Linked DNA regions of Homo sapiens: region 2 is linked to region 1. The links are chromatin loops, found by intact Hi-C in ENCODE. Cell type or tissue: A673. All regions are shown on one strand. Each heading gives the region's core, and the rest is flanking DNA. Links, peaks and the distances in the headings are about the cores only.

Evidence for each region. Hi-C counts contacts between places; a loop is a spot of excess contacts. Peaks named below come from ENCODE experiments on the same cell type or tissue, not always from the same donor. Only the 100,000 strongest peaks of a DNase experiment are listed, where the experiment ranks them.
Region 2: a loop joins it to region 1, with 7 times the contacts of the local background. A loop is called at or near these places in 5 of 110 quality-filtered maps.

What each region holds. Positions count from the first base shown.
Region 1 is chr18:12,723,527-12,732,781 of GRCh38, forward strand. It overlaps PSMG2 (proteasome assembly chaperone 2), which reads left to right. Exons shown (of 7, transcript NM_020232.5): 6 at 973-1,093; 7 at 1,913-2,214. The coding sequence ends at 2,005. Among named protein-coding and RNA genes, the nearest start is that of LINC01882, 21 kb to the right of the region's middle. In A673, for the core only: a CTCF peak has its summit at 3,703 (motif pointing right); a DNase peak (open chromatin) is centred at 3,715.
Region 2 is chr18:13,626,261-13,635,515 of GRCh38, forward strand. The region is part of intron 5 of LDLRAD4 (low density lipoprotein receptor class A domain containing 4); the gene reads left to right. Among named protein-coding and RNA genes, the nearest start is that of MIR4526, 20 kb to the left of the region's middle. RefSeq lists an enhancer at 1-355. In A673, for the core only: a CTCF peak has its summit at 4,103 (motif pointing left); a DNase peak (open chromatin) is centred at 4,061.

The sequences.
Region 1 (9,255 bases), core at 373-8,372:
ACCTACAGGCACATGCCACCATGCCCAGCTAATTTTTATATTTTTAGTAGAGACGGGGTTTCACCATGTTGGCCAGGCTGGTCTCGAACTCCTGACCTCAAATGATTTGCCCACCTCGGCCTCCCAAAGTGCTGGGATTACAGGCTTGAGCCAGCGCGCCCAGCCTGTATTCAATCTCTTTAAACCTGTTACCTCATAAAAGTAGCTAATACTTCTTTCATATTTACTGTGTGGTCACTGTTTTAAGCATTTTGCCTCCACTACCTCCTTTCAGCCTCACAACAACCTGTGAAGTAGGTTCCATTATCATCCCCCTTTTATAGATGAGGAACACCCCTGGTTAAGTAACTTGCCCAACATATCTGGTAAGTTGAAGAGCTAGAATCTGAATCCTGGTGTCTGTCTTTGTTCCCGTTATTCCAAACTGATTCACTTATAAAATGGAGCTAATTATAGCTTCTTCAGGATTATTACAGGGATTGTCATAAAATTTGCAGATAATGCTTAACACATAATAACCACTCAGCGTTTTCGGAAGAAGTAGGAACTTTTATTTCCTTTAATGATTCCATTCTCTTCCACAGTTTCCCTCACTGCTTTAGATAGTAACTAGGTGTTATTTTCTTTCAGTCTCTGCTGTGGTGCTTCTGAAAATTACTGTCTTCTGAAGTAGGTTTGGGGAGTAGGTCAGAACATACCTTATCTGCTGTAGCCAAGGACAGAAAGGCTGGTTTTTCATGCAGCCATGGGGTGAGGCATGATTGTGCGTGTTCCCCAGTGGGTGTTACAGGGGCCTGCTCTCACAAGTAGAAAACTCTGTGTGGGGCGAAGGGAGATGATAAGTGATCTTATGGTGTGGCGTCTTTTCCTTTCCTAAACCAGGTAGGTTATCGTAGCTGTAAAAACAGACACACTAGAGTCAGCTCTTGTACCCTATGAAAGAATACTGATTCTTATTTTTATTTCTTGTAGCTGTTCTAAAGAAATCCAAATGGCAGTTCTGCTGAAATTTGTTTCAGAAGGGGACAACATCCCAGATGCATTAGGTCTTGTTGAGTATCTTAATGAGTGGCTTCAGATACTCAAACCACTTGTAAGTTCTATTATAGCTTAAGCCTCTTCTTTGTCTGGTTGTATTCATTAACTCGCACTTTATATACTACCTAAGTAGACCAAGTAAGTGAACGTTTGTATTAAATATAGACATATCTTTACATAAAATTTAGTTTAAGCTGAACTTTTGAAAATTAGAGGACAGTTAACCAACCTATTATTTACAGTTTTTTCATTAAAGCTGACTTTCCAAAAAGGAAAATCCTTAGTTCTTCATTGTACTTACTATTCATGTTAGATTAATTATGCCAGACATAGTCTTGCAATAATAAACAAGCCTTCTGTGGAATTCAGGAATTTTTTTAGGGAAGTAAAAAGTATTGCTATGTGAGCAATACTGTAGCTATTGAATATGTATTACAGTTGATATTTTTCTCTATTATGAAATGAGAGCATTACACCCAGGGAAGTGAGTTAGCCTTTAGGCATAACAGAACACTGAGCATAAGGCTGCTTTCTAAGATGGGTAACTAGCTTTTTAATTCATGCTTTTGCCAAGAACAAATTGATACAAATCACATAATGCTGATTTTTTTTTTAATCCCTATTCTTTTTGAATGTGATTTTCCCTAATAAACTTCATCTACAGCCTTTCTGGCATATCTTTATAATTTGGAACTTAAAGAAATTTATCTTCAGTTGACATGAAGACAAAGAAACTTTATTTTTCCTTAACAATAAAACCTGGCTATAAAAGTGCCAACCAAAAGGAACACAAAAGGAGAGTTTTATAATTCACTTTAAAAGGAGATTTGATGGTAAAGTTTAAAGATTAAAATATTTTGTTCTTCAATTACAGAGCGATGACCCCACAGTATCTGCCTCACGGTGGAAAATACCAAGTTCTTGGAGATTACTCTTTGGCAGTGGTCTTCCCCCTGCACTTTTCTGATCTAATTTCTGTTTTATACCTTATACCCAAAACACTTACTACCAACACAGCTGTTAAACATTCTATACAAAAAAATTGTATGATCTGGTATTAGGAAATTACTTTCACAGTAAATATCAAAGAAAAAAGATTAAGGGTCTCTTTGCCATGCTTTTCATCATATGCACCAAATGTAAATTTTGTACAATAAAATTTTATTTCCTAAGTAATTTTGTCTTAAATGTATTTTTTTTAATTTCAGACTCTCTATTAGCTTCCTAGTTTGTCTCTAATAAATCACCACAAACTTAGTGACTTAAAACACACCAGTTTAATTTTTTCATTAACTAATTAATTAATTTTCATTCTGTATTTTAAGTAAAATGAGACGAGGTCTTGCCATGTTGCCCAGGCTGGTCTCAAACTCCTGGGCTCAGGCAATCCTCCTGCCATGTCCTCCCAAAGTGCTGAGATTACAGGCATTACACCACTATGCCCAGCCACAAATTTGCTTTTAAATTCTGACTTCTGAGTTCTAGGAGTCAGAAATCCAACAGTGGGTCTGACGAGACTAAAATCAGGGTGATCGCAGGGCACTGCTCCTGAGGAAGGCCTTAGGGAGAATTTGTGTTCTGCTGTTTCCAGCTTCTAGAGGCTGCCATATTATTTGGCTCATGGGCCCTTCTATCTTCAAAGCCAGCAGCTTAGCATCTTCAAATCTCTCAGTTATAAAAGGACCCTGTGATTGCATTGGGCCCACCCCAATAATCCAGGATAGTTTCCCCATTTTAGAATAATTTTACTATAAAAGAAATAATAAAAATAGTTATCATTTTCGAGTGCCTGCTGCATACTAGTCACTGTTCACCCCTAGTCTTTGGGATGTACGATTTCACTGTGTTACCTCTGTGCCTTGGCTCTCTCATCTGTAACACAAGGGCTTGTAATATTTAAGGATACAACTACTTCCCAGCACTCCGGAAAGGTTTCCTTTTGATATGTAAATCATGCTGGATTCTGTGGCCTATTTCTGTTTCCCTTTTGGTTAAAATATGAAATGGGGGTTGACATCAGCAAGATGGCAAAATAGGAAGTACCAGTCCTCATTACCCCACAGAGACACCAGTTTAATTTATAGACCAGGATACCAGAAACCAGTTAAGTTGCAGTATCCCCAGGTGAGTGCAAAATTAAGAACAGCCACGTTGAAATGAGTAAGAAGAGTCATTTCACTTTACTCCACCCAGGATGACAGCCCAGCATGATGGCGAGTACGCCAGCTCCTGGCTTTTCCCTGGGTTGAAGGGGGCAGACTCGGTGAGGGGGAGAGAGGTAGAGAACGTTGGAGCATGTGACCAAGATTCTGACTCTTTCGTCTTGTCTGACTTGGAATACTGACAGAACTGGCATCCTTTGGATGTCTGGAGTCTGCTAAAAGCACGGGAGAGTTGGAGGATCGTTTGCCGTGCCACCAGAGCCTGTAGTACCACAGACAGGCCAGTGTGGCTGGACACCACCAAGAGAAATCACCCAACTTGCATTTTCTCTCCCAGGAGGAATGGAACTTACACGCCAGCATTGCAGCTTTTTGTAGTGCTGCCCAAGGGACTGTTGCCCATCTCATCTAACTTGGGGTGCTTATAGGAAGCTGTCATGCTTTGCCAGAGAGCCACTGAGAACAAAGGGGCGACTTGCAGCTGCAGCACTAGGGAACGTGCAATTCTGAAGACAGACACCAGAGGGAGCAAGAGATTACAAGATGAAAAACCAGCAACCTTCAGTTGGGAAATAACACAATCCTAAAAAGTTGAACTTGGAAAAACATTTAAGAGGTTTCAGAATCTCTACCTGGGCTAGCTGGTGAAGGTCTGCCCTGTACAAAGCCAGTATGCAAAGATTGGGAGTGGCCGAGTGTAGTGCCTTACACCTATAACCCCAGCACTTTGGGAGGCTGAGGTGGGAGGATCACCTGAGGTCAGGAGTTCGCGACCAGCCTGACCAATATGGTGAAACCCCATCTCTACTAAAAATACAAAAAAACAAATTAGCCAGACATGGTGGCACACACTTGTAATCCCAGCTATGCGGGAGGCTGAGGCAGGAGAATTGCTCAAACCCAGAAGGCGGCGGTTGCAGTGAGCCAAGATCATGCCACTGCACTCCAACCTGGGCAACAGAGCGAGACTCTGTCCCAAAAAGAAAAAGAAAATATGAGGCTCACTGGCAAACTAAATATAGACAAATGCAGAATCCTTCAGGACTATAATGGTAGTGCACTTTTAATTCTGGTCCAGAATTGACAAGACAAAGCATAAAAATAACTGTAACTGGCCAGGCACGGTGACCCACACATGTCATCCCAGCACTTGGGGAAGATTTCTTGAAGCCAGGAGTTTAAGACCAGCCTGGGCAAAAAAGTGAAGCCCCATCTCTAAAAATCAAAACAAACACTGTAACTATAAAAATATGTTAAAATATCTTAATGGGTACGCACTATGTAAAGGTGTAATTTGTGACATCAATAATTTTTTTTTTAGCTTTTGCACAGCAAAACAAACAGCAGAGTAAGCAGACAACCCACAGAGTGGGAGAAATTTGCAAACTATGCATCCGACAAAGGAATAATATCCAGAATCTATAAGGAACTCAAATGAGCAAGAAAAAAATAATCCCATTACAAAGTGGCAAAGAACATAAATAGACAATTCTCAAAAGAAGATATACAAGCAGCCAACGAACATGAAAAAATGCTCAACATCGCTAATCATCAGGGAGATGTTAAGACCGCAATGAGATATCACCTTACTCCTGCAAGAACGATCATAATTAAAAAGTCAAAAAAACAATAGATGTTGGTGTGAATGTGGTGAAAAGGGAACACTTCTACACTGCTGGTGGGAATGTAAATTAGTACAACCACTATGGGAAACAGTGCGGAGATTCCTTAAAGAACAAAAAGTAGAACACCATCTGATCCAGCAATCCCACTACAGGGTATATACCCAAAGGAAAATAAGTCATTATATGAAAAAGACACATGCACACACGTTTATAGCAGCACAATTCACAATTGCAAAGATATAGAACCAACCTAAGTGACCATCAACCAATGAGTGGATAAAGAAAATGTGGTATATTCATCGTGGAGTACTACTCTTCAGCCATAAAAAGGAATGAAATAATGTCTTTTGCAGCAACTTGGATGGAGCCAGAGGCCATTATTCTAAGTAAAGTAACTCAGAAATGGAAAACCAAATATTGTACCTCTCACAAGTGGGAGCTAAGCTATGAGGGCTCAAAGGCATAAGAATGATATAATGGACTTTAGCAGGCCAGGCACAGTGGCTCACACCTGTAACCCCAGCACTTTGGGATGTCAAGGTGGGTGGATCACTTGAGGCCAGGAGTTCGAGACCAGCCTGGCCAACATGGTGAAACCCTGTCTCTACAAAAAAAAAAAAATACAAAAATTAGCTGGATGTGGCGGCATGTGCTTGTAGTCCCACCTACTAGGGAGGGTGAGGCACAAGAATCACCCAGGAGGTGGAGGTTGCAGTGAGCCAAGATTGCACCACTGCACTCCAGCCTAGGCAACAAAACAAGACTCCATCTCAGGGTAAAAAAAAAAAAAAAGAATGATATAATGGACTTTGAGGACTTAGCCAGGGAGGTTTGGAGGGGGTGAGGAATAAAACACTACATGTTGATTATAACATAGACTGCTTGGGTGATGGGTACACTAAAATCTCAGAAATCACCACTGAAGAACTTATCCAGGTAACCAAAAACCACCTGTACCCCAAAAACCATTGAAATAAAAATTTTAAAAATAATTTTTTTAAGATGAGAGATCTTGCTATGTTGTCCAGGCTGGTTTTGAACTCCTGAGCTCAAGCCATCCTCCCACCTTGGCCTCCAAAAGTGCTGGGGTTACAGGCATGAGCCACTGCACCTGGCCCTACATCAATAATTTAAAAGTAGAGTTGTAAAAGTGGTTTTTGTATATGATTGAGTAAGTTGTTATCAGCTTAAAATAGATTATTACAAGTATAAGATGTCTCATGTAAGTCCCAGGATAACCACAAAGTAAATACCTATATTCTTTCAAAATTGAAGTCAATCCTCTGAAACCCTGCCGCTGCTTTGTCAACTAAGTTTATGGAATATCCCAAAATCCTTTGTTGTCATTTCAACAATGTACACAGCACCTTCACCAGGAGTAGATTCCATCTCAAGAAACCACTTTCTTTGCTCATCCATAAGAAGCCACTCCTGATCTCTTCAAGTTTTATCATGAGATTGCAGCAATTTATTCACATCTTTAGGGTCCACTGTTAAATTTAGTTCTTTTGCTATTTCCATCTTGCAGTTACCTCTTTCACTGAAGTCTTGAACTGCTCAAAGTCATCCATGAACGTTGGAACTGACTTATCTTAATGTTGATATTTTGACCTCCTCCCATGAATCAAAATATACTTAGTGTCATCTAAAATGGAGAATCCTTTTCAGAAAGTTTTCAATTTACTTTGCCCAGATCCATCAGAGGAATCACTATTTATGGCAGCTATAACCTTAGGAAATGTATTTCTGAAATAAGACTTGAAAGCTGAGATTACTCCTTGATCCATGGGCTGCAGAATGGATGTTATATTAGCAGGCATGAAAACAACATTAATCTCCTTGCACATTTCCATCAGAGCTCTTGGGACCAGGTGTATTGTCAATGACTGGTGGTATTTTGAAAGGAATCTTTTTTTCTGAGCGGTAGGTCTCAACAGTGGGATTAAAATATTCAGTGAGTCATGCTCAAACAAATGTGCTGCCATTCAGGCTTTGATGTTCCACTGATAGAGCACAGGAAGAGGAGATTTAGCATAATTCTTAAGGGCCCTGGAATTTCTGGAATGGTAAATATTGGCTTCAGCTTAAAGTCACCAGCTGCATTAGCCCCTAACAAGTAAGCCAGCCTGTCCTTTGAAGCTTTGAAGCTAGGCATTGACTTCTGCTTTCTAGCTATGAAAGTCCTAGATGGCCTCTTCTTCTGATAGAAGAATGTTTCATCTACATTGAAAATCTGTTTTTTGTTTTGTTTTGTTTGAGACAGAATCTTGCTCTGTCGCCCAGGCTGGAGTGCAGTGGCGCGATCTCGGCTCACTGCAAGCTCCGCCTACCAAGTTCACGCCATTCTCCTGCCTCAGCCTCCGGAGTAGCTGGGACTAGCCTACAGGCGTCCGCCACCACGCCGGGCTAATTTTTTTGTATTTTTAGTAGAGACGGGGTTTCACTGTGTTAGCCAGGATGGTCTCTATCTCCTGACCTCGTGATCCGCCCGCCTCGGCCTCCCAAAGTGCTGGGATTACAGGCGTGAGCCACAGCACTGGGACGAAAATCTGTTGTTTTGTGTAGCCGCCTTCACCAATTAGCTGGATCTTCTGGATAACTTGCTGCAGCTTCTATATCAGTACTTGCTGCTTTACCCTGCATGTTTACGGTATGAAGACAGCTGTTTTTTCTTAAATCTCATAAACCTACCTCTGCTAGCTTCCAGCTTTTCTTCTGCAGCTTCCTCACCTGTCTCAGACTTCACAGAATTGAAAAAGAGGTACAGCCTTGCTCTGGGGTAGGCTTTTGCTTCAGAAAATGTTGTGGATGGTTTGCTCTTCTATTCAGACCACTAAACTCTCCACATCAGCAATGAGGAGGCTGTTTTGCTATCATTTGCGTTCACTGGAGTAGCACTTTTTTTGTTTTTGTTTTTGAGACAGAGTCTCACTTTGTTGCCCAGGCTGGAGTGCAGTGGCACAATCTTGGATCATGGCAACCTCTGCCTCCCGGGTTCAATCGATTCTCCCACCTCAGCCTCCTGAGTAGCTGGGACTGCAGGCATGCACCACCACGCCCAGCTAATTTTTTTTGTATTTTCAGTAGAGATGCGGTTCGGCCATTTTAGCCAGGCTGTTCTTGAAATCCTGACCTCAGATGATCCTCCCGCCTCGGCCTCCCAAAGTGCTGGGATTACAGGCATGAGCCACCGTGCCCGGCCTGGAGTAGCACTTTTAATTTCCTTCAAAAACTTTTTCTTTGCCTTCACAACTTGGCTAGCTGTTTGATAGAAGAGGCTTAGTTTTGGGCCTATCTGAGCTTTTGAATGCCTTCCTCAATAAGCTTAATCATTTTTAGCTTTTGATTCAAAGTGAGAGACTTGTGACTCTTCCTTTCACTTGAACACTTAGAGGCCACTGTAGGGTTATTAATAGGCCTCATTTCAATATTGTTGTATCTCAGGAAATAGGGAGGCCCAAGGAGAGGGAAAGAAAAGGGAGAACAAATGGCTGGTTGGTGGCGCAGTCAGAACACACACATTTATCAGTTAAGTTCTTTATCTTACATGGGTGCAATTTGCGGTGCTCCAAACCAATTACAACAAGTAACATCAAAGATCACTGATCACAGATTACCATAACATATAATAATAATGGGAAAGTTTGAAATATCTTGAGAATTACCAAGATGTGACACAGAGACCCAAAGTAAGTACATGGTGTTGAAAAAAACGGCACAATAGAACTTTCTTGACACAGAATTGCCACAAAACTTCAGTTTGTGAAAAAGCACAATAGCTGTGAATAGCACAATAAAGTGAGGGGCAATACAATGAGGTGTGCCTGTACTAGCAACCCAAATTCAACAGTACATTAACAGGATCATATACCATGACCAAAAGCAATTCATCCCTGGATGTGAGGATGGTTCAACATATGGAAATGAATAAATGCACTACAACACCTTAACAGAAAAAGGACAAAGATCATATGTCAATTCACGCAGAACAAGCACTTGACAAAACTCAACTCCCTTCCAATGCAAAACAATCAATGAACTAGGACTCCAGGGAAATTACTTCAACCTTGGTAGTCAAGGTCATATATGAAATGCCCACAGCTAAAGTCATACTCAATGGTGAAAAACTGAACGCTTTCCATTCTTACCAATTTTATTCAATGTAGTTCTTAAGTCCTAGCCAGAGAAATATACAAGAAAAAGAAATAAAAATGCATCTAGATTGGAAAAGAAGCAAAATGTTGTCTGTTAGCAGAGGACATGAACTCATATGTAAAAAACCCTTAAAATTCCATGAAATGTTAAAACTAATAAATGAATTCAGCAAAATTGCAGGATACAAAATCAACATTCCAGCATCAGTTGTGTTTCTGTACACAATGAACAATCCAATAAATAAATAAAGAACATCCCGTTTACAATAGCATAAA
Region 2 (9,255 bases), core at 870-8,869, 900 kb after region 1:
TTCATTATCTTAGACCATTCAGTAATGGGAAAGCAGTAAAGGGGCATGAATATTCTAGACACAGCCCGGAGAGCTATTTGAACAAGTTGCTGGAACATTTCTTGCTGGAGCTGAGGGAGCCCAGGTGACCTTTTCTGACTGCCAGCAGCCTGGCCCAGAGGGTCCAGCCTGGCCTGTGTGGACAGCCCAGGGGTAGGGGATGGCATGCAGGCAGAAGGGTCTGGCCATCAGCGGATGGAGGGAGAGGCAGGAGAGGGACAGGGACCTTTACCCAGATTGAAGCATATGAAATTGTTAACATTCAGCCATTTTGACCTATAGAAACAGCAATTTCAATTTAAAAAATTAACAAAAGGAATCACATCACACATCTCTTCATTATCAACTCCTACAGGGATTAAATCGATTGTGAAAATCCAGGTGCCCATTCTTCATAGCCAGGAGGAGCAGCCAGGCCCCACCCAGCACAGCTGGGCTCCTCCAGCTCCCTGGGGTTGACACTGGGAGGGGCCCTGGCTGTTGCGGAGGAGGACAAGCACTTGGTGGCTGTCAGCCCTCTTGATGCAGAAACTCATGCTCCTCAGATCCACAGTGCCCTGACATGGGGTGAGCTCTCCCCACAAGTCCCTCTCTGCAGAAGCCACAGAGTTAGCCTAGAGCATGGCTGTGTACCTGGTTTGCCCCACAGGGTGTTCGAACCTAAGTTGATCTAGCTTTTAAAAATTGGGGCTGGGTGCGGTGGCTCACGCCTATAATCTCAGCACTTTGGGAGGCCGAGGTGGGCAGATCACTTGAGGTCAGGAGTTTGAGACCAGCCCAGCCAACATGGTGAAACCTTGTCTCTACTCAAAAATACAAAAGTTAGCCAGGTGTGGTGGCACGTGCCTGTAATCCCAGCTACTTGGGAGGCTGAAGCAAGAGAATCTGGAGGCAGAGGTTGCAGTGAGCTGAGATCACGCCATTGCACTCCAGCCTGGCCGACAGAGGGAGACGCCATCTCAAAAATAAAAAAATAAAAAATAAAAATTGTGAGATTTCACATGAAAATTGGAGTTTCCATCTTCTCTTGAAAAAGCAGCCTATGGGGCCACACCCTGAGGCTGGGGCTGTGAGGTGGCTGCCATGGAGTGGGCCTGTGCTGCCCGGGCTGTCACCTGTCTCTCGCTGGGGACCCTTCAGTGCCGGGCAGCAGCATTGCCATCTGTGGGTTTGCACGTGGGGGTTGTTTTTCAGAGAAAATTTTCTTCTGCACTCAGGCTTCTATTGCAAGGCTGAAGACCAAGATAGACTGAGAGGGCCACTGGTTCCCAGAAAAATGGGTGAGAAGGTCCTTGTGGAAGTAAATACTGTTCCTGCCTGGTTAGGAGTTGAGACACGTGTCTGGGTCAACAGTGCTGTGCGTGTCCTGTGCCCAGCCTGACATGGTCACTCGTGGCCACTGCTGTCCAGTCATCTCCCCAGGCAAGGCCCTCCTCTGTGACTAAAGCTTATAGCCAGAGGGACAGAGGTGGCCATGGGCTCCCCGCTCTCTGAGGCTCGGCCCTGCACCAGCAGCCTCTCTGCTGGCCTTGGGAGCAGCGGTGGCCAGAGGGCAGACGGTCCTGGGCAGGTGTCTGACAGCCAGGAGCCCGCTGTGCTGGGGCTCAGAACTCACAGTGAGGGGACCTCTGGGTGTGCCATATGTGACGAGTGCCTTTCTCTACCTGGGCAGTGTCCCTCTACCCTCCCCTGCAGATAGAGGCTCTGAGGTGGGCCCCAGGCTCAGGGGTGTTTGAGAAACCCACAGGCAGTGTCCTGGGATCCCTCGGAGGGCACAGGGAGCAGGGGTTTCAGCGCCACACTGTTCATTCCCACTGCGGCTGGAGCGCTGGCTCGCTGTGCCCTGCTGCTCTCACTCCTGCCCACCTCATACGTTTAGAAAAGCATGTGGAAAACGATGGAAAGGAATGATTTTCAGTAAGGCTTGAAGGAGTGGACTAAAGGGCTTACTGATGCAGTTGTACTCGGTCTGCCTCTGACACTCCAGACTAAAGAAAAGAGCCACAGGCTTCCTCTGGCATCATTGTGGGGATGAACCGCAGGGGACCGTTTCCCTGCAGGCAAGGCAGACCCTGCTGCACCACAGACCAGATGTGTGTGTTTGTCGGTTGTCCAGTGACAGCTCTCCGTTACTGCATTTCACGGAAACTGCATTTCCAAGAGCTTAGGGTCCGGCGGGTTGGCCGCAGCATGTCTGTCTGAGTGAGCAAGGACTTCCAATTATCAGGCTGCCCAGGTGGTCATTTGAAAGGTTTTGCCCTTTGCTATGTCTAATTGAAGCATTAGAGGATAGACAATTTCACATCACCTCAAAATGAGAACATCTCCCTTCAATTAAGGGAAACAGGAGGCCAAGCGGCCCGGCAGAAACTGCATAAGGATGCTGGACCCCAGCTGCACGCAGATTCCCACCTGAACCACAGTGGGCAGAGCTTTGGAAGAGTCAATGCTTATCTTTAAAGTGACAGTGTCTCAAATAGTCCTTCTACTGATGTTGGCACTGCTCAGAATGTTTGGGAATTACCTTCAGGTTTTGGGGTTATTTTTAAGTGACAAGATCTCACTTTGTTGCGCAGGCTGGAGTATAGTGGCATGATCATAACTCACTGCAGCCTCGAACATTTAGGCTCAACTGATCCCCCTGCCTCAGCCTCCTGCGTAGCTGTGACTATAGGCACGCGCAACCATGCCTGGCTAATTTTTAAATTTTTTGTAGAGACAAGATCTCACTGTGTTGCCCAGGCTGGTCTTGAACTCCTTGCCTCAAACGATCTTCCCACTTCAGCCTCCCAAAGTGCTAGGATTACAGGCCTGAGCCACTGCACCTGACTGGGTTGTTTTTATTTGTTTGTTTGTTTTTTTAATCAAGGGAAATTTTTTAAAAGCTTCTCCACAATGGCAAATCTTCCTTTGCAAAGAGCAAATAGTTTTGCTCTTGGGGATAGATTTGATTTTTGGTACCAGCCAAAATCCATTTAGAGTTAAGTCTTGTTCATTATATGGGTGATCAAACCAAATGATACAATTTTGGTGCAAAGGCAAGCACGACTCAATTAGTGAGACTGACGTCCGAGTTACAAACTGATCTGTAGAGAAAGGTCAGGAAGGACCCACAGCAAACTGACAGCTGTGCCTGGGAAGGAAGTAAGGACAAAGGAACACTGATCTGTGCAGTAAAACTTTTATGGTAAGAATGTATTCATGTATTACCTTTGCAATTACAAAACATCCTCTGATCATGTAAACTGATGCTAAAGGCAGTAATGTTCTGGGCATCTATAGACTCCCAGAGTAATTCATTTGAACATGGTTTCTATGGTGGCTAAAATAATAATTTTAAATAAAATGTATGAACATTTTTATCAACAAATTTATAGTAATCTTTTAAATATATAAGGTATTAGCATTAATAATCTAATAGTAAAATCTGTTGGTTTATTTTTTGCTTAGTCCTTGAAAGTTGGTGTGGTTTGTTCTGAAAAAAAAAAAGAGAAGAAGATTAAAAATTATCTTAATGATCATAACTCTGGGTGGCCCCTGTTGGGGAGGCTCACCAGGCTGGGGTCTGGCTCTTGGCAAAGCCCCAGCAGCTCTGTGACCTTGGGTGAAGGTCACAGAAAATCCCCTCTGAGCTCTGACTTCTTCTCACATGTGAGACGAGGCAACTGGTGCTGAAATCAGGATGATGCCTGCCTGGATCTTGTGTGGTTCCACATTTTCCTGCTGCCTGGAACTTTCTCATTCCCAGGCTGATTCCTCTTGAAGTCCGATTGCTCACTAACCCCAGCACCAAGCTGGGAGAGGCACCTCATATTGCTTTTCCCCGCTAGCCCATTGCATTGTCCCAGAAATAGAAAGGATTCCCTTCCTTTTCTTCCAGCAGACCTTCCTAGATGATTTGTCTTTTCTCTTAAGGGACGTGCCCTAGATTGAGCAGAGTTGGGGGATCTTGAATCTGAGAAGTCTGATGATGGATTCCCCAGGAGGAAGAAAGGGGGAGGTGCAGTCTCTGACAGCCAGGGGTACTGGCCTCACATCCAGGCTGTGACTGCCATCTAGAGTGGAAAGGACGGTAGTGATAAAATATCAGGATGGTGGAGAGGCTGCATGAAAAAAGGGAGAAAACAGGGAAAATTGATTTTATCAGAAGGCAAAGGTGTTGCTGAATATCCAAAGATCAATTTCACCTCTTCTTTGAAATTCTCACTGTGGAACAGGGGAAAAATAGATTTCCAACTATTTGAGGCCATAAAATACATTCATTCACTGGGAGGTTAGCCCTTGGGTAGAATCAGAATACCCAGCAGTAGTCTTGCTTTACCGCAGACTGACCGAGGTGCCTAGAGAGGAATATGCCCTCTGTCCTCAGTTTCCCCCCATCTAAAATGAGGGATAACTGGCTTCATTCGGAGGCCTTCAATCTGTATCTTGCCATGAAGAACAGTAAGAAATACATTTTATATCACAACACAAAAGCCTCCTATAATGCAATTAAGGCAGAGGTTTTACAAAACAATACTTACAGTGTGCTCAGATCATTTCTGTTCTGTTTCAGTTTTTGGAATGCTGGCTGTGACCCACTTAAATGGATTTTCCAGCTCTCTAAGAGGCTGCAAAGCACATGGTGGAAAACACTGTGTTCAGTGCTCTCCCTGGTTGTTTCCAGTCCCCACATCTGATCATTCCTGGGGTCCTCTGTGTGTGTGTGGAAAGGAGAGTGTAGCTGAGAGCATAAGCCCAGCAGGGTTCGGGCGTGGTGTGGCCTTGCACACGTGGACGCATGGCAGCAGGCGACAGCCCATGGTGCAGCACAAGGGAACCCTCAGTAAGTCATGGCTGCAGACGACTGTCCTTTAATAATATGAGATGTACTGGTTGGAAGAAAAATGATCCAATAAATACAGAAATGAAAAGGATTATAAAATAGTGCTACGAACAATTGTATGCAAACCAATTGGATAACCTAGATGAAATGAAAAGATATTAGAAACAGCCTACCAAGACTGAATCATGAAGAAATAGAAAATCTTAATAGATCTATAGCTAGTAAGGAGATTGAACCAATGGTCTAAAATCTCCAACCTGGACCACATGGCTTCAGTGGTGAATTCTACCAAACATTTAAAGAATTGACATCAATCCTTCTTAAACTTCTAGAAATTTCAAGAGGTGGGAACACTTCCTAACTCATTATGAGATGAGGCCAGCATTCCTGATACCAAAGCCAGACAAAGACACAGCAGAAAAAGATAACCATAGACTAATATTTCTTATAAATATTGATGCAAAAGTCCTCAACAAAATACTAGCAAACTAAATTCAGCAGTATATTAAAAGGGTTATACTGGCTGCGCACAGTGACTCACACCTGTAATCCCAGCACTTTGGGAGGCTAAGGGAGGCAGATTACTTGAGGTCAGGAGTTCGAGACCAGCCTGGCCAACATGGTGAAACCTGTCACTACTAAAAATACGAAAATTAACCAGGCATGGGGGCACGCACCTGCAATCCCAACTACTCGGGAGGCTGAGGCAGGAGAATCACTTGACCCCGGGAGGCGGAGGTTGCAGTGACCTGAGATCGTGCCACTGTACTCCAGCCTGGAAGACAGAGCGAGACTCTGTCTCAAAAATAATAATAATACTAAATAAAAATTAAATTTAAAAAAGTAAAAGGATTATACATCATCAACAAGTGGGGGATTTATTCCCAGAAGGCAAGGATGGTTCCATACATGAAATTCAGTCAGTGTCATACACTACATTAACAGAATGAAGTTGGGGGTCCCAAACTTCATTCAGCAGGTCCCAAGTTCTTGTCCCACAATCATCTCAGTTGATGCAGAAATAGTATTGTCACAGGATCCTTAGGGTGTCACTTCGCCAGTCAGAAACCTTTGTGGCTGGTGGTGCCTTCTGCCTGAGTATTGCTCATGCCCACTGGGCTCATCCTGCCCACTTCCCCTGGCAGGCTGCGCTCAGCTCACGTTACTGGCCCAGATCCCACACCTGCCAAGGGCAAGCCAGGCACAGAATGGTGAGGGGTGTGTGAGCAAGTGAGTGCAAGGTCCAGCCACTGTGCACAGCCAGGTGCGCTGGTTGCTGCAGCAGGGCAGGCAGCTCCAGGTACTGGCACAGGTGCTTGCTCTGTGCAAGGCTGCAGCTGGACCAGATACACTGCATGCAGCATCCACTGCAGGCACTTGCGTCTGGATGAGGGGAATGTGATGGTACCCGGAAGCTTGGAGACACCAGGAACTGCAGAGTCCCAAAGATGGTGTCACAGCCCTGGCCAGGAGAACCCTAGGTCTGGGCTGCCCTAAGGGTCACAGCTCTTCTTTCCTTCTTGTCCCCCACAGTGTGGTGAGTGGAGGGGCATGTTTCAGCCCTGTTTATGTTACAGCTCTTTTAGTCCCACCATTCGGCCAGTCACAAGTTCTTGTCCCACATCCAAGAAGAATGAGGTACATGGACAACTGGTGGGTGAGAAGTTGGAGAGAAGCTTCATTGAGCAACAGAACAGCTCTCAGGAGACCCAGACTGGATAGCTCCTTTCTGTAGGCAGGTCATCCTGATGTCTGTCTGTCCAGCTCAGATCAGAGAGGAGACCCACAGTGGGTAGCTCCTTTCCCCAGACAGGTCATCCCAATGTCTGTCTGTCAATGGGTAGCTCCTTTCTGTAGGCAGGTCATCCTGACGTCTGTCCAGCTCAGAGCAGAGAGGAGACCCATAGAGGGTAGCTCCTTTCCCCAGACAGGTCATCCCAATGTCTGTCTGTCAATGGGTAGCTCCTTTCCTCAGGCAGGTCATGCCAATAAGTGTCTAGCCGTCAGTGGAGAGGAGACCTGCAGTGAGTAGCTCCTATCCACAGGCAGGTTGATCCGATGTCTGTTCAAGTCAAACTGAATCCAGGATTTTTAATGAGCTCAAAAGGGAGGAAGTGCATGCTGATTGGTCCATGGACGGCCACAGGCAGGCCCAGAAAAAGCATCCTAAGTTCTTACTCTGGTCTGTGGACTCCACTCAGAACTGACAGCTTGGCCCCCATGCTTTAGGCCATTCCTGGCTTGAAGGTGGGGCTTCAGCAGGGACCTGCCCCTTTTTGCCCAGGAGCCTGTCTGCCTCCTGCTGCCATCAGTCATGTACACGGTGCCCAGGCTGTTGGTGTCAAGGGGCACCTGCAGGCCCACACCAACCCACCCTCAGCCCACCCCTGCCTCAGCCTCCCACTGATGCTCGTCAGCACCCAAAGTCCGGAGGGGGCTGAGGTGGCAGGGGGCTGGCATATCAGCGCTGCCCCAAATTGTGACACACCTGGCCAAATTGTGACACACCTGGCCAAATTGTGACAGTGCCCAGGCTCAGCCTCAGCTTTGCTCCAAAATTGGAGCAGGCAGCAGGAGCGGGGAGAAGCCAGGTAGCAGGAGCAGGCACTTCTGAGCCTGCAGGGGCAGGGGACTTCGCTAGGACCCTGAGAGCACAGGGATGCCCTGGGTCCGCAGCTGCAGCTTTGTGACTGCAGCTGCACCCAGGAGGGCAGGGCTCCTGCCCTACCAACTCAGAAGAGGGCAGGGCTCCCACCTGTTCCTGGCTCTCACCGGCTCCGTGGAGCACACAGCCCTGGCCATGCCTCCCCTGCTGCAGCCAGCATCTTCACAGCAGCTGCTCCAGATGGGCCACCACTGCCATCAGTGTTTGATGAAATTCAACATACTTTCATGATAGAAACCCTCAACAAAGTAGGATGGAAGGAAGCTACTTCAACATCATAAAGGCTATCTATGAAAAGCCCACAGCTTACATCATACTTAATGGTAAAAGACTGAAAGCTTTTCCTGTAAGACCGGGAACAAGACAAGGATGCCTGCTTTCACTACTTCTGTTCAACATAGTATTAATTAGACATTCTAGCCAGAGCAATTAGGCAAGAAAAAGAAATAAAAGACATTCCAAGTGGAAAGGAAGAAGTAAAAGTATCTGTTAGAAGATGACATGACCTTATGTGTAAAAACTCTAAAGATTCTATTTTAAAAATAACCCAAAAAGTGTCAGAACTAATGAATTTGGCAAAGTTAGCAGGATACAGAATCAACATGCAAAAATCAATTGCATTTATTTTCATGTACAATGAACAATTCGGTAAGGAAATTAAGAAAATTCCATTTTCAATAGCATCAAAAAAAGAGAATACTTAGAAATATACTTACCCAAGGAGGTGAAAGACTTGTGCACTGAGCAATAGAAAGCATTGCTGAAAGAAATGGAAGAAAATACAAATAAATGGAAAGATATCTTGTATTCATGAATTGGAAGACTTAACTATTTTTAAGATGTTAGTACTACTAAAAGCAGTGTACAGACTTCAGTGTAATCGCTTTTGAAATCCCAATGAGGCTTTTTGCAGAAATAGGAAAAATAATCCATCCTAACGTTTATATATTATCTCAAGGGACCCTAAATATCCACAATAATCTCAAAAAAAAAAAAAAAGATTTGAAAAGTTAAAGGTCTCACAATTCCTGATTTCAAGACTTACTACAAAGCTGTAGTAAGTTTTGTAGTGTGGTGCTGGGATATAGACAAATATATAGACCAGTGGAATAGAACAGAGAGTCCAGAGATAAACCCTCAAATATATGGTCAAGTAATTTTCAGAAAGGATGCCAAGGCCATTCAATGGGGAAAGGACAGCCTTTTCAGAGTGGTGATGGGGGATCTGGATAGCCACATGCAGAAGAGTGACATTGGACCCTTATAACATATTCAAAAATTAACTCAAATGGACAAAAATATAAACATAAGAGCTAAAACTTTGAAATTCAGCCTTAGTTTGACTGCTAGAACAAAGTACCGTAGACCGGGTGGCTTATAAACAGCAAACACTGATTTCTCATTCTGGAGGTCAGACATGAGAGACCACAGTGCCAGCACGGTTGGGTTCGGATGAGGCCACTCTTCCCGGTGGCAAACTGCCACCTTCTCTTGTGGAAAGAGCTTGCTAGCCTCCAGCCTCTTCTTATAAGGGTACTGGTCCCATTCATGAGGACTCCACCCTCATTACCTAATTACCTAGCAAAGATTCCACCTCCAAATACCATAACATTGGAGTATTTCCCATCTCCCCCCAAAAAAGTGCCAAATGGTCTGATGTAAAAGGAAAAAAATTCAGTCACTGTGCTCCAGATCTGCAAATTGCACATCTTGATTTTCAGCACCA